2 separate regions of the Homo sapiens genome follow, and region 2 is linked to region 1. A link is an interaction called in ENCODE POLR2A ChIA-PET data of the cell type or tissue named here. Cell type or tissue: K562. All regions are shown on one strand. Each heading gives the region's core, and the rest is flanking DNA. Links, peaks and the distances in the headings are about the cores only.

Evidence for each region. ChIA-PET counts read pairs that join two places held together with the same protein. Peaks named below come from ENCODE experiments on the same cell type or tissue, not always from the same donor. Only the 100,000 strongest peaks of a DNase experiment are listed, where the experiment ranks them.
Region 2: POLR2A ChIA-PET joins it to region 1 with 5 read pairs; 6 of 35 experiments call an interaction of 5 or more read pairs at or near these places.

Annotation. Positions count from the first base shown.
Region 1 is chr9:129,907,017-129,913,399 of GRCh38, forward strand. FNBP1 (formin binding protein 1) reads right to left here. Exons shown (of 17, transcript NM_015033.3): 12 at 1,874-1,983. Among named protein-coding and RNA genes, the nearest start is that of MIR6855, 41 kb to the left of the region's middle. RefSeq lists a silencer at 3,534-3,828. In K562, for the core only: no CTCF peak of the experiment used is centred there; a DNase peak (open chromatin) is centred at 3,765.
Region 2 is chr9:129,845,335-129,851,717 of GRCh38, forward strand. USP20 (ubiquitin specific peptidase 20) reads left to right here. Exons shown (of 26, transcript NM_001110303.4): 2 at 4,479-4,590. Among named protein-coding and RNA genes, the nearest start is that of USP20, 13 kb to the left of the region's middle. In K562, for the core only: no CTCF peak of the experiment used is centred there; no DNase peak of the experiment used is centred there.

The DNA.
Region 1 (6,383 bases), core at 782-5,781:
ATCCGCCCGCCTCCGCCTCCCAAAGTGCTGGGATTACAGGCGTGAGCCACTGCGCCTGGCCCAAGCACGTTTTTTTTTTTTCTTTCCTTTTATTCAGCCCAAAAGCCAGCCTTGTAACACCAGTTTCCTTTTGATTGGCCCTTGCATGGTATATCTTCTCTCCCATTTTTTTACTTCTACATTTCTAGAGCTTATAAGTTAGATGTGTCTTTTGTAGATAGCATACATTGCTTTGTGTATTGGGTTTTTAATTTTTTGGTCCATTCTGAGAATATCTTTTAATTGAAACACGTAGTTTGTTTACCTTTAACATATTGATTCATTTTATTTCGCAGACACTTATGTGCCAGGCACGGTTCCAAGCATGTTATGCACACTGACACATCAGCAGTAGTAACTGATAGAGCCAGATTTGACCCCAGGGTATCTGGAGTGCTTGGTATTTAACATCTATCATCCTACTTTGTGCTTTTTTCTTGGAGACGGGGTCTTGCTCTGTTGCCCAAGGTGGAATGCAGTGGTATACCTCTTGAGACAGATCCTTAGCTCTTGCTAGGAGTGAGGGTGTGTGTGTGTGTGTGTGTGTGTGTGTGTGTGTGTGTGTGTGTGTTATTTGACTGGCTTTTCCTACAGCTGTTTTAATGAATGCACCTTCCCCTCACAGAGGCCCTCCTCCTCTATGGCATCTCTGCTTTATGGCAAATGGGTTTTGATTTTTTTGTTTTGTTTTGAGACAGAGTCTCGCTCCATCACCCAGGCTGGAGTGCAGTGGCGCAATCTCGGCTCACTGCAAGCTCCGCCTCCCGGGTTCATGCCATTCTCCTGTCTCAGCCTCCCAAGTAGCTGGGACTATAGGCGCCCGCCACCATGCGAGCTAATTTTTTGTAATTTTAGTAGAGACAGGGTTTCACCGTGTTAGCCAGGATGGTCTCGATCTCCTGACCTTGTGATCTGCCCGCCTCGGCCTCCCAAAGTGCTGGGATTACAGGTGTGAGCCACTGTGCCCAGCTGGGTTTTGATTCTTAAGCAAACAGCTCACTGCAGCCTCCACCTCCCAGGCTAAAGCAATTCTCCCCACCTCAGCCTCCCAAGTAGCTGGGACTACAGGTGTGCCATCACACCCAGCTACTTTTGTTTATTTTTGTAGAGATGGGGTCTCACTATGTTGCCAAGGCTGGTCTCTCTCTCTTTTTTTTTTTTTTTTTGAGATAGGGTCTCACTCTGTTGCCCAGGCTGGAGTGCAGTGGCATGATCATAGCTCACTGCAGCCAGGACCTCCTGGGCTCAGGTGATCCTTCCACTTCAGCCTCCCAAATAGCTGGGACTACAGGTGCACACCATCATGCCTGGCTAGTTTTTTTCTTTTTTTTTTTTTTAGGGTTTTTGCTATGTTGCCTGGGCTGGTCTTGAACTCCCGGACTCAAGCGATCTTCCTGCCTCAGCCTCCCAAAGTGCTGGGATTACAGGTGTGAACCACCATGCCCAGCCTGAACTTGAATTTCTTTTCTTTTAATTTTTATTTTATTTTTAATTATTATTATTTTTTATTTTTTTGAGACAGAGGCTTGCTCTGTTGCCCAGGCTGGAGTGAAGTGGCATGATCTTGGCTCACTGCAACCTCTGCCTCCTGAGTTCAAGCAATTCTGCTGCCTCAGCCTCCTGAGTAACTGGGACTACAGACGTGTGCCACTGCACCTGGCTAGTTTTTATATTTTTAGTAGAGACGGGGTTTCACCATGTAGGCCAGGATGGTCTTGATCTCTTGACCTCAGGTGATCCACCCACCGCAGCCTCCCAAAGTGCTGGGATTACAGGTTGTGAGCCACTGCGCCTGGCCTTGAATTTCTTAATAAGTCATATTGATGCACTATACCTTTGATCCATCTCCTTCTGAATTTCTTTATTTAACTCATCGACTTTCTGCTGCAGCTTTTTCCTTCTTTGTTCAGGTGGGAGGTTGCTGAAATCCTCCGGTGTTGCACCCTGCAGACACAAATATAAATGAGAAACCAGAAAGCCCCAGGCTTTCCTTGAAAGAAGGCTGAAAGCAAAGCCTGCAGCCATGGGGGGTGCAGACATCTGCATGTGGCTTCATGAAATAGATTAAGCTCTTTCCCACTACACCCAGCCGAGATGCAAAAATCAATGCATGCAAACTGCATAAGTCCCATAAACCATTCCCAGTTCCATGGATGCTGGCCAGAATGCCCCAGAAAAAGCAGTGAGCAACGCTACAGTAAAGGAGAGTAAGAGATACTTCTGACTCTAGGGAGAATCCATGAAAAACACATTTTGAGACAGTCTTCTTCCTTTTCCTACCAAGTGTTACCATCAATGTCAGTGGCAACACTGAAGTGTTAATGAAATTTATGTTTCCTTAATACAAACCCCATCAACCACTGCACGCCTAGCTGCTGCCTTTTCCCTAGCGTGAGTATTCCTGCCAGTCTCTTCACACAGGCTGAGGCCAAAAGTCTCCACCCCTGTAAAGTGACAGATGGGACATCACATTCCTCAGAGAATGTGGGTGAAAAAGAACATTAAAAAAAAAAAATCTCTTCTCCTTACCCCATGCACACCTCCCTCTGCTGCCTCTAAAAGTCTAGTTACTTTTTTTTTTTCCTTGAGACAGAGTCTCACTCTGTTGCCCAGGCTGGAGTGCAGTGGTGCGATCTCAGCTCACTGCAACCTCTGCCACCCAGGTTCAAGCGATTCTCCTGCCTCAGCCTCCTAAGTAGCTGGGACTACAGGCATGTGCCACCACGCCCGGCTAATTTTCCACAGTCTCTAACTCTTGACTTCAGGTGATCTGCTCACCTTGGCCTCCCAAAGTGCTGGGATTACAGGCATGAGCCGCCGCGCCCAGCCTAGTGACTTCTTTTAGGCCTTTAGGAAGCCTCTCAGAGTTCAGAGAGAATGCCCTCCCTGACCTCAAAATCAGTTTTCCACAGTGTACGAAACTCATCTCCGCGGTTTTTAATCTGTCAGAAGAACTGCATTTTGATATCTTGATTCCCTTTTCAGAAGCAGCTGCTCTCTTTACACTGTGCATGAGCTTTAAGGAGAAAGTATCAACAGTTTCAGGCTTTGACATATGCTTACTTGTTAGAAAGCTCTGGCTAAATTGTGATGTCAAGTGCTTTTACTTAAGTGAGGCTATGTTCATAAAGAGAGAGAAATTTCGTGCTGGGCACGGTGGCTCATGCCTGTAATTCCAGCACTTTGGGAGGCCGAGGTGGGTGGATCATAAGGTCAGGAGTTTGAGACCAGCCTGGCCAACAATGTGAAACACCGTCTCTGCTAAAAATATAAAAAACTAGCTGGGCGTGGTGGCGAGCGCCTATAATCCCAGCTACTTGGGAGGCTGAGGCAGGAGAATTGCTTGAACCCGGGAAGCGGAGGTTGTAGTGAGCCGAGATCGTGCCGCTGTACTCCAGCCTGGGCGACAATGCGAGACTCCATCTCAAAAAAACAAAAAAAAAAAAAAAAGAGAGAGAGAAATTTCTTCAAATAACCAGGGATAAGCCAGGGCATTTAGAAAAGAGATTTTACTTTAAACCCTCAATTCTTTTGAAACAAGGGCAAGGCAGGCTTGGGGCAGGGTAGAAAGAGGAGACCCAGTTAATGTAATTCCAGAAGCAAGTTGCATTTGCCAAGCAGCTTACATGTGGGCTTATGACTGGGTTCCTAGGCTGATTATGATAAAATGCCAGGGTGATGTGCTGGGAAGTGTGTGATTCAGCAAATAGTTGACCACAAAAGGCCACGCAAAGACCTTTCAGCTAATGTTCTCAAAGACACACCCATCAGACACACTGACTGACTCTCTAATGTGTGTGTGTGTGTGTGTATGTGTGTGAGATAAGAGTTGAGTGAAACCAGAATGGAAGTGACTATTCCTAATAGCAAACCAAAGAAGTTTGACTCTAAATCTAAGATGAAGCAAAACTAACCTTTAATATAAAAATAAAGACTTGTTTTCCGTATACTATGGTGCTACAATATTTATTTGAAAACTGGATTATTCTGGATTATGGATTTCACCACGTTGGTCAGGCTGGTCTCGAACTCCCGACCTCAGGCGATCTGCCCACCTCGGCCTCCCAACGTCCTGGGATTACAGGAATGAGCCACCATGCGCGGCCTCTTGCTACAGTCTTTTGTTAAAATATCAGAGCACTTTCGACCTCAGAAAACAGAATCTCTCTATCTGACCTCCACGTGCCCTTCTTTCACCTGCCCAAGGCAGGATTCTGATTGTGGCCATATGATCCTCATTCAAGAGGCTTCATGAGGATCGTGCCCCATACCCTGAAGGAAGGAAGGCTGCACAGGGAGGCCAAGAAGAATCTGCACAGACAGGCCCTGCTGGGTGTCACTACCTGATCTATTAGGATGCGATCAGGCAGTTTCTGACCAATCTCATTTCCACATGGTTGTCCATGCTTCAATCATGTCTATCTGATGAAGTCTCATAAAAGGCCCAAGAGGACAGGGTTTTTGGGGAGATTCTTAGAGAGTGGCTGCCCGGGGAGGGCATGGATGCTCTGTGCCCCCTCCCCCACACCTTGCCCTAAGCATCTCTTCATCTGTATTTTTAATAATATCCTTTGTAATAAACCAGTAAATGTGGTGGCCAGGCGCAGTGGCTCACGCCTGTAATCCCAGCACTTTGGGAGGCTGAGGCAGGCAGATCAAAAGGTCAGGAGCTCGAAACCAGCCTGACCAACATAGAGAAACTCTGTCTCGACTAAAGACACAAAAAATTAGCCGAGTGTGGTAGCACCCGCCTGTAGTTCCAGCTACTTGAGAGGCTGAGGCAGGAGAATTGCTTGAACCTGGGAGGCGGAGGTTGTGGTGAGCCAAGATCACGCCATTACACTCCAGCCTGGGCGACGGGCGAGATTCTGTCTCAAAAAAAAAAAAAAAAACCCAAAAACAAACCAGTAAATATAAGTGTTTCCCTGAGTTCTGTGAGCTGCTCCTGCAAATTAATTGAACCCAAAGAGAGGGTCAGGGGAACCCCAACTTGAAGCTAGTCCATCAGAAGTCCTGGAAGCCTGGACTTGCGACTGGTGGGAAGGAGGGGGCAGTCCTTCAGGACTGAGCCCTCAACCCCCAGGATCAGCCACTATCTCCAGGTAGATAGCATCAGAATGGAATTGAATTAAAGGACACCCAGCTAGTGTCTGCTGCTTGATATATAGCGGAAGCCTCCACATATTTGGTCACAGAAATCTTCTCTGTTGATTGTCATAGTGGAACAGCAGAGGAAAAACGGTTTGAGTTTTATCAAATGAGCATGTTTTCCAGAACTGAGAATTTTTTAAAAGCTGGAATACAGCAAAACACAATGCTAAGATACACTGCTTCAGAAATCAGGAAATCTAGGCCAGGCGCGGTAGCTCATGCCTGTAATCTTGGCACTTTGGGAGGCCGAGGCGGGTGGATCACCTGAGGTCGGGAGTTTGAGACGAGCCTGACCAACATGGAAAAACCCCGTCTCTACTAAAAATACAAAATTAGCCAGGCGTGGTGGCGCCCGTCTGTAATCCCAGCTACTCAGGAGGCTGAGGCAGGAAAATCGCTTGAACCCGGGAGGTGGAGGTTGTGGTGAGCTGAGATTGCGCTACTGCGCACTCCAGCCTGGACAACATGAGTAAAACTCCATCTCAAAAAAAAAAAAAAAAAAAGTCACAAAATCTGGCAAGTGGTCAACATTCACCTCGTTAATATGTGCTGAGCCTTGCTATGTGCTGTGAGTCCAACAGAACTTTCTACAGTGATGGCAATGTTCTATGGCCGCTCTTTCCAACACAGAAGCCATGTGTGGCTGTGAAGCATTTGAAATGTGGCTGGTGAAATTGTGGAACTGAATTTTTAAAAATTTATTTAATTTTAATTAATTAAAACTCAACAGCGGTTGGGCGTGGTGGCTCACACCTGTAATCCCAGCACTTTGGGAGGCCGAGGTGAGCGGATCACCTGAGGTCAGTTCAAGACCAGCCTGGCCAACATGGTGAAACCCTGTCTCTACAAAAATTAGCTAGGCATGATGGCAGTTGCCTGTAATCCCAGCTACTCGGGAGGCTGAATCAGGAGAAACGCTTCAACCCGGGAGGCGGAGGATGCAGTGAGCCAGGATCATGCCACTGCACTCCATCCTCAGTGACAGAGCGAGACTCCATCTCAAAACAAAAACAAAAACAAAAAACTCAATAGCTACATATGGTAGTGGCTACCACACTGGACAACAGCTTTAGCCTCTGTGCAGGTGTATAAACAGGTGCAAAGAAATCTATCAGTAAAACACATTGTACTGATAACTTATAAATAGATAAGAAAACAACAAAGACAGGCCATAACAGGAGGAGTTGGTATGG
Region 2 (6,383 bases), core at 961-5,960, 62 kb before region 1:
GATGCACACTCTTCTTATTTTCTTATTTTGGAAACTTGAAAAACCATTAACAGTAACCGATTTAGGTATTTTTTTTGGTTTGTTTTTGTTTTTAGGAGCAGAGGTTTAACAGGCAAAAGAAAAAGAAAGAAAGGAAAACAGCTCTCTCTCTAGTGAGAGAGGGGACTTCTGAGAGGAAAAGCATTTTTTGTTGTTTTTTGATTTTGGTTTTGTTTTAGAGATGGGTTCTTGCTCTGTTGCCCAGGCTGTAGTGCAGTGGCACAATCCTAGTTCACTGCAGCCTTGAGCTTAAGGGATCCTCCCTCCTCAGCTTCCCAAAAGCACTAGGATTACAGGCGTGAGCCACTGTGACTGACCTTATTAGATTATTAGATTAGAATGATTATAACACAGTCATTCAGGAAGCAAGTATAGGAAGAAAAAAAAGGCAACACAAGTTCATTGTAGAAAATGCAGAAAAGCAAAAAGGAAATAAAAATCACTTGACTCTATCCTCCAGAAAAGATGATAGCATCCTTTCTCTAGGCCTAAAACACATTATTTCACCAAAATAAGAGTTTACTGTAATAATAGGTTTTTTTTGTTTTGTTTTGTGTTTTGTTTTTTTTGAGACAGAGTCTCGCTCTGTCGCCCAGGCTGGAGCGCAGTGGTGCGATCTCGGCTCACTGCAAGCTCAGCCTCCTGGGTTCATGCCTTTCTCCTGCCTCAGCCTCCCGAGTAGCTGGGACTACAGGCGTCCGCCACCACACCCAGCCAATTTTTTTGTATTTTCTTTTAGTAGAGACGGGGTCTCACCATGTTAGCCAGGATGATCTTGATCTCCTGACCTCATGGTCCTCCCGCCTCGGCCTCCCAAAGTGCTGGGGTTACAGTCGTGAGCCACTGCGCCCAGCCATATATATATATATATATATTTTTTTTTTTTTTTTTTTTTTTTTTGAGATAGGGTCTTACCCTGTTGTCTAGGCTGGAATGCAGTGGTGCCATCATAGCTCACTGCAGCCTCATACTTCTGGGCTCCAGCCATCCTCCCATCACAGCTTCCCGAGTAGCTGGGACTACAGGTGCGTGCACCACCATGCCCACCTAATTTTTAAATTTTTTGTAGAGATGGGGTTTCACCATGTTGCCCAGGCTGATCTCAAACTCCTGGGCTCAAGCAGTCCTCCTGCCTCGGCCTCCAAGAGTGCTGGAATTACAGGCATGAGCCGCCCAACATGGCCTAATAGTGTTTTATAACTTTGTATTTTGGGGCCATTCAGCAAATATTTTCTGAGAAGTTACTGTCTTTTTTTTTTTTTTTTTTAAGATGGAGTTTTGCTCTTGTCACCCAGGCCGGAGTGCAGTGGCACGATCTTCTTGGCTCATTGCAACCTCTGCCTCCCAGGTTCAAGCGATTCTCCTGCCTCAGCCTCCCTACTAGCTGGGAATACAGGCTCCCGCCACCACGCCCGGCTAATTTTTGTATTTTTAGTAGAAACGAGGTTTCACCATGTTGCCCAGGCTGGTCTCAAACTCCTGACCTCAAGTGATCCGCCTGCCTCAGCCTCCCAAAGTGTTGGGATTACAGGCATGAACCACCATACCCAGCCTGACTTGTTTTACTGAGTAGGTGTCTTTAGGGTTCATGTTGTAGCGTGTGTCAAAATTTCCCTTTTTAGGCTGAATCATATTTCATTGTATGGGTATATCATGTTTTGTCTATTGATGGGCACTTGGTTTGCATTGTCTTTTGGCTGTTGCACATAATGCAGCTATGAACATAGGTGCACAAATATTTCTTTGAGTTGCCGTTTTTAGTGCATTTGGGTGTATACCCAGATGTGGATTGCTCAATAGTGTGGTACTATTTTACAGTTCTTGAGGAACTGCCATACTGCATTCTGCAGCAGCTGCACCATTTCACATTCCCACCAACAGTGCACAGGGCTCCAATTTATCCACACCCTCGCCAACAGCCAACACTTTTTTTTTTTTTTTTTTTTTTAGATGGAGTCTTGCTCTGTCGCCCAGGCTGGAGTGCAGTGGTGCGATCTCAGCTCACTGCAGCCTCCGCCTCCCAGGTTCAAGTGATTCTTCCACCTCAACCTCCTGAGTAGCTGGAATTACAGGCGCTTCCCACCACACTCAGCTAAATTTTGTATTTTTAGTTGAGACAGGGTTTCACCATGTTGGCCAGGCTGGTCTCCAACTCCTGATCTCATGATCCGCCCGCCTCAGCCTCCCAAAGTGCTGGGATTACAGGTGTGAGCCACTGTGCCTGGCCTCATTCTGATTTAAAATGCTTTTAATCAACTTTATTGAGGTATAATTTACATATAATAAAATGCACGCACTTTAAAGATACAGTGCACACGATTTGACAGGTGTATACACTTGATTAAACCCCACACCAGACAAGATCTAGAACATTCCAACACCACAGAAAGTTCCTTCTTGTCTGCAACATAACTCTCCCCTTTGCCCCAGGCAATCACTGATCCAGTTTCTATCATCATCAGTTTTGTCTGTCTTGGAATTTTATATAAATAGAATCATATGGTATATATGTTTTTGTATCTGATTTTTTTTTTTTTTTTTGCTCAGTTTAATGTTTCTCTAAATCCGACTCATGATTTAGAGCAAGACTCTGCACCACACAGATCTGATCAGGGCCACACCTGTTACAAACTAGCCAGGTGGGCCGAGCACGGTGGCTCACGCCTGTAATCCCAGCACTTGGGAGGCTGAGGCAGGCGGATCACCTGAGGTCAGGAGTTTGAGACCAGCCTGACCAACATGGAGAAACTCCATCTCTACTAAAAATATAAAATTAGCTGGGCATGGTGGCGCATGCCTGGAATCCCAGCTACTCAAGGGGCTGAGGCAAGAGAATTGCTTGAACCCGGGAGGCGGAGGTTGCGGTGAGCTGAGATCGCACCATTGCACTCCAGCCTAGGCAACAAGAGCGAAACTCCATCTCAAGCAAAACAAAACAAAAAAAACTAGCCAGGTGATTGACCTCTGCCAAGTTCCTGAGTTACTTAAGTTCCAATTCTGTGTCTTCATCTGTAAAATGGGAGTAGTGAGAATACATTGAGGGCTGTTAGCCACAGGGCTGATTTTTCTCTCTGAAGTTGCAAGAATGTAAGTCCAATTGCACTTGCAAATCAAGAGTGAGTCTGTTAAATTAGCCGGGCATGGTGGCACACAGCTGTAATCCCAGCAACTCAGGAGGCTGAGGCAGGAGAATTTCATGAACCCGGGAGGCAGAAGTTGCAGTGAGCCAAGATCATGCCACTGTACTCCAGCCTGAGCGGCAGAGTGAGACTATCTCAAAAAAAAAAAAAAGAATGGGCCAAGTTATAACCTGCCCACTCCCTCCCCAGCCACCCGACTGGAGAGATGATCACTTACCAAAGATGCTAGCAAAACCCACACCACTGCAGCTTAAAATAGTGTAAGACTAGTGCCGACTCAGGGCACATGGCCTCAGCAGAAACAATGAAGAAAACTAAAAAACCTGGCTTCAAGTGAGGAGGTTTGGAATTTGGAATCTTGAAGCTGTCATTGTCATGTGACTATTTTAAATGGTAGCTTCTAACTGCCTCTCCCTCTTTGAGCTGTCCACATCTGGGAAACTGTGACCTGCCAGTGAAGTGTGGGTAGTGGCAATGTGTGGATGAGCCCGGTTGTGCCTGCAGCCTGGGCCTGCTGAACACTTGAGGGTCGGGGGTTCTCAGGAAATCCCTGAGAGCTCAAAGGATGGCCTGAGGGGCCTGGTGGCATGTGTGGAAGGGGCCAGGCCTTCCTGTCCAGAGGGTTGATGGACTGTGGTAGCCTGATGGGACAATAGGAGAGGCCCTGTAGACCCCTCCAGCAGACCTGTGCAGGTTTCCTCCTGGGGAGCACCAAGGTAATGCCTCAGCAGTGACTAGTGAAGGCCAGCACTCCCTAGGAGGGGCTGCCCCTGCGTGCCAGCTCTGCCTGAGCCTTGGCCAGCTGGCCCAGGAGTGATGTGGTGGTATTGCTCTCTGGCTGCACAGGGAGTAGTCTAGCCTGTGGACATCCCCAATATCCTGAAATTAGTTCCTCCCAGGAGGAATGCTGGGCCCTTTTTAGCTTCTAGTTGGTGCTAAGAGTGATTTTAAAATAACGGAACTGTCTGGGCACAGTGGCTCACGCCTATAATCTCAGCACTTTGGAAGGCCTGAGGTGGGAGGACTACTTGAGCCCAGGAGTTCAAGACCAGCCTGGACAACAAAACAAGACCCTGTCTCTACAAGAAATTTTAAATAAATTAGGTGGGTGTGGTGGTGCACACCTATAGTCCCAGCTACTTGGGAAGTTGAGGTGGGAGGATTGCTTGAGCCTAGAAGGTCAAGGCTGCAGTGAGCTGTGATCATGCCACTGCAACTCCAGCCTGGGCAAGCGAGCAAGAGGCTGTCTTAAAAGTAATAATAACAGAACTGTGTGAAATGCTCTGGTTCATCCCCCAGGCTCCTTGCCAGAGGCCTCCACTCACTCCAGACCCCTATAGCCCGTCGCTGTCAGCTGTCAACAAAGGATGCGAATGCTGGCCGCTTCCTGTGGGCTTCGTGTCACCCAGAGGTAAGCCCATGGCCTCCTCTCGGGTCCCTTCAACACGGACTGAGGAGGACACATGGATTTTTCTCTTTAGATGAAAGAATGGAATTGTGATTATGGGGTTTTTTTTTTTAAGTCTTTATCTCTTAGAAAAATACAGATGGAATGTGATCGCCTGTGTGTCTGGGACTTGCTACAAAAGCAAGAGGAAGCAGGAGGTTGAGATGAAGCAAGATTGGCCATGAGTTGTTAATTGATGAGTCTAGGTACATGGAAACATGGAAGTGCGTTATATAGTTTGGTCTACTTTGTTTTTTCCTTTTTTTTCTTTATGCTCATCTTTAATGTGACGGTAAGTTCTGCCTGCTTTTCACATTTACATTTTCTATAAGTTAGAAAGCAACTGAGCGGGCCCTTAGGATCTGACCCACTTGAGGTTCAGCTCTAGCGCCAACATTCCTATGAGACCTTAGACAAGAAGGAGCCTCTGTTCCTTAGTCTGTGAAATGGGGCTGATCACAGCTGCCTCAACGATTGCTGGAAGAGTTTTTCATAAACGAATGCACAAAAAGCACTTGGTTTGGTATCTGACACCTCATGAGTTTTAGTAACTCACGTTCTGAATGAGAATCTGGCCAGTTGACCCTGGCTGACCATTTGGGACAGGGAGGGGCACGTAAGGAGGAGTCTGGGGGTCCACCTCTCAGATCAGGTGGGCACACATGCAGCTTCTGCCTTTGTTTTTTGTTTTTTGTGTGTGTGTGTGTGTTTTGGGATGGAGTTGCGCTCTTGTTGCCTAGGCTGCGGTTCAATGGCACGATGTTGGCTTGCCACAACTTCCGCCTCCTGGGTTCAAGCGATTCTCCTGCCTCAGCCTCCTGAGTAGCTGGGATTATAGGCTTGTGCATCATGCCCGGCTAATTTTGTATTTTTAGTAGAGACGGGATTTCTCCATGTTGGTCAGGCTGGTCTTGATCTCCTGACCTCAGGTGATCTGCCCGCCTCGGCCTCCCAAAGTGCTAGGATTACAGGCATGAGCCACCGCACCCAGTCTTTTGTTTTGTTTTTAAGACTCATGCAGTCACAGAGGCTTCTGCCTTTGGTTAAAGCAGTCTTGGCTCCAGTTACATCTTTGGTTGGTTTGGACCTTATTTGGCAACAGTTTGAAGCTATAATCAGCAGTCAGATTCCTGGATTTGATTCTGCTAAAATACCGTAGGTGAAGCATTTATTTAGTTACTCATTTTTAAATGTTTTCTTTTGAAATAATTATAGATTCACAGGCAGTTGCAAAAAATGTACCCTAAGGTCCTTTGTACCTTCACCCAGTTTCCCCTAATGGTAAGAATAACACATACTTTTTTTTTTTTTTTTTTTGAGATGAGGTCTTGCTCTGTCACCCAGGCTGGAGTGCAGTGGCATGGTCACGGCTCACTGCAGCCTTGAACTCCTGGGCTCACATGATCTCCTACCTCAGCCTCTTGAGTAGCTGGGACTACAGGCATGCACCAGCATCCCAGCTAATAATACATCTTAGTATGTCTGTAGTACAATCAGTAAACTGACATTGGCATAATCCATGGAGCTTATTCAGATTTCACTAGTTCTGTAGGCACTCATGTGTGTTCAGTTATTTGCACTTTTAACACACGTGTAGATCCATGTAACCACCCCACACTCAAGATACAGAGCTGTTCATCTTCACCAAGGTGCTCCCTTGAGGGAAGCATTTATTTTCTAAGACAGATATCTTTTTATACCCCTGATTTAAAAGGGAAAGAAACGCAGGAGAATGTTGGGAAAGATGTTTGCTACTT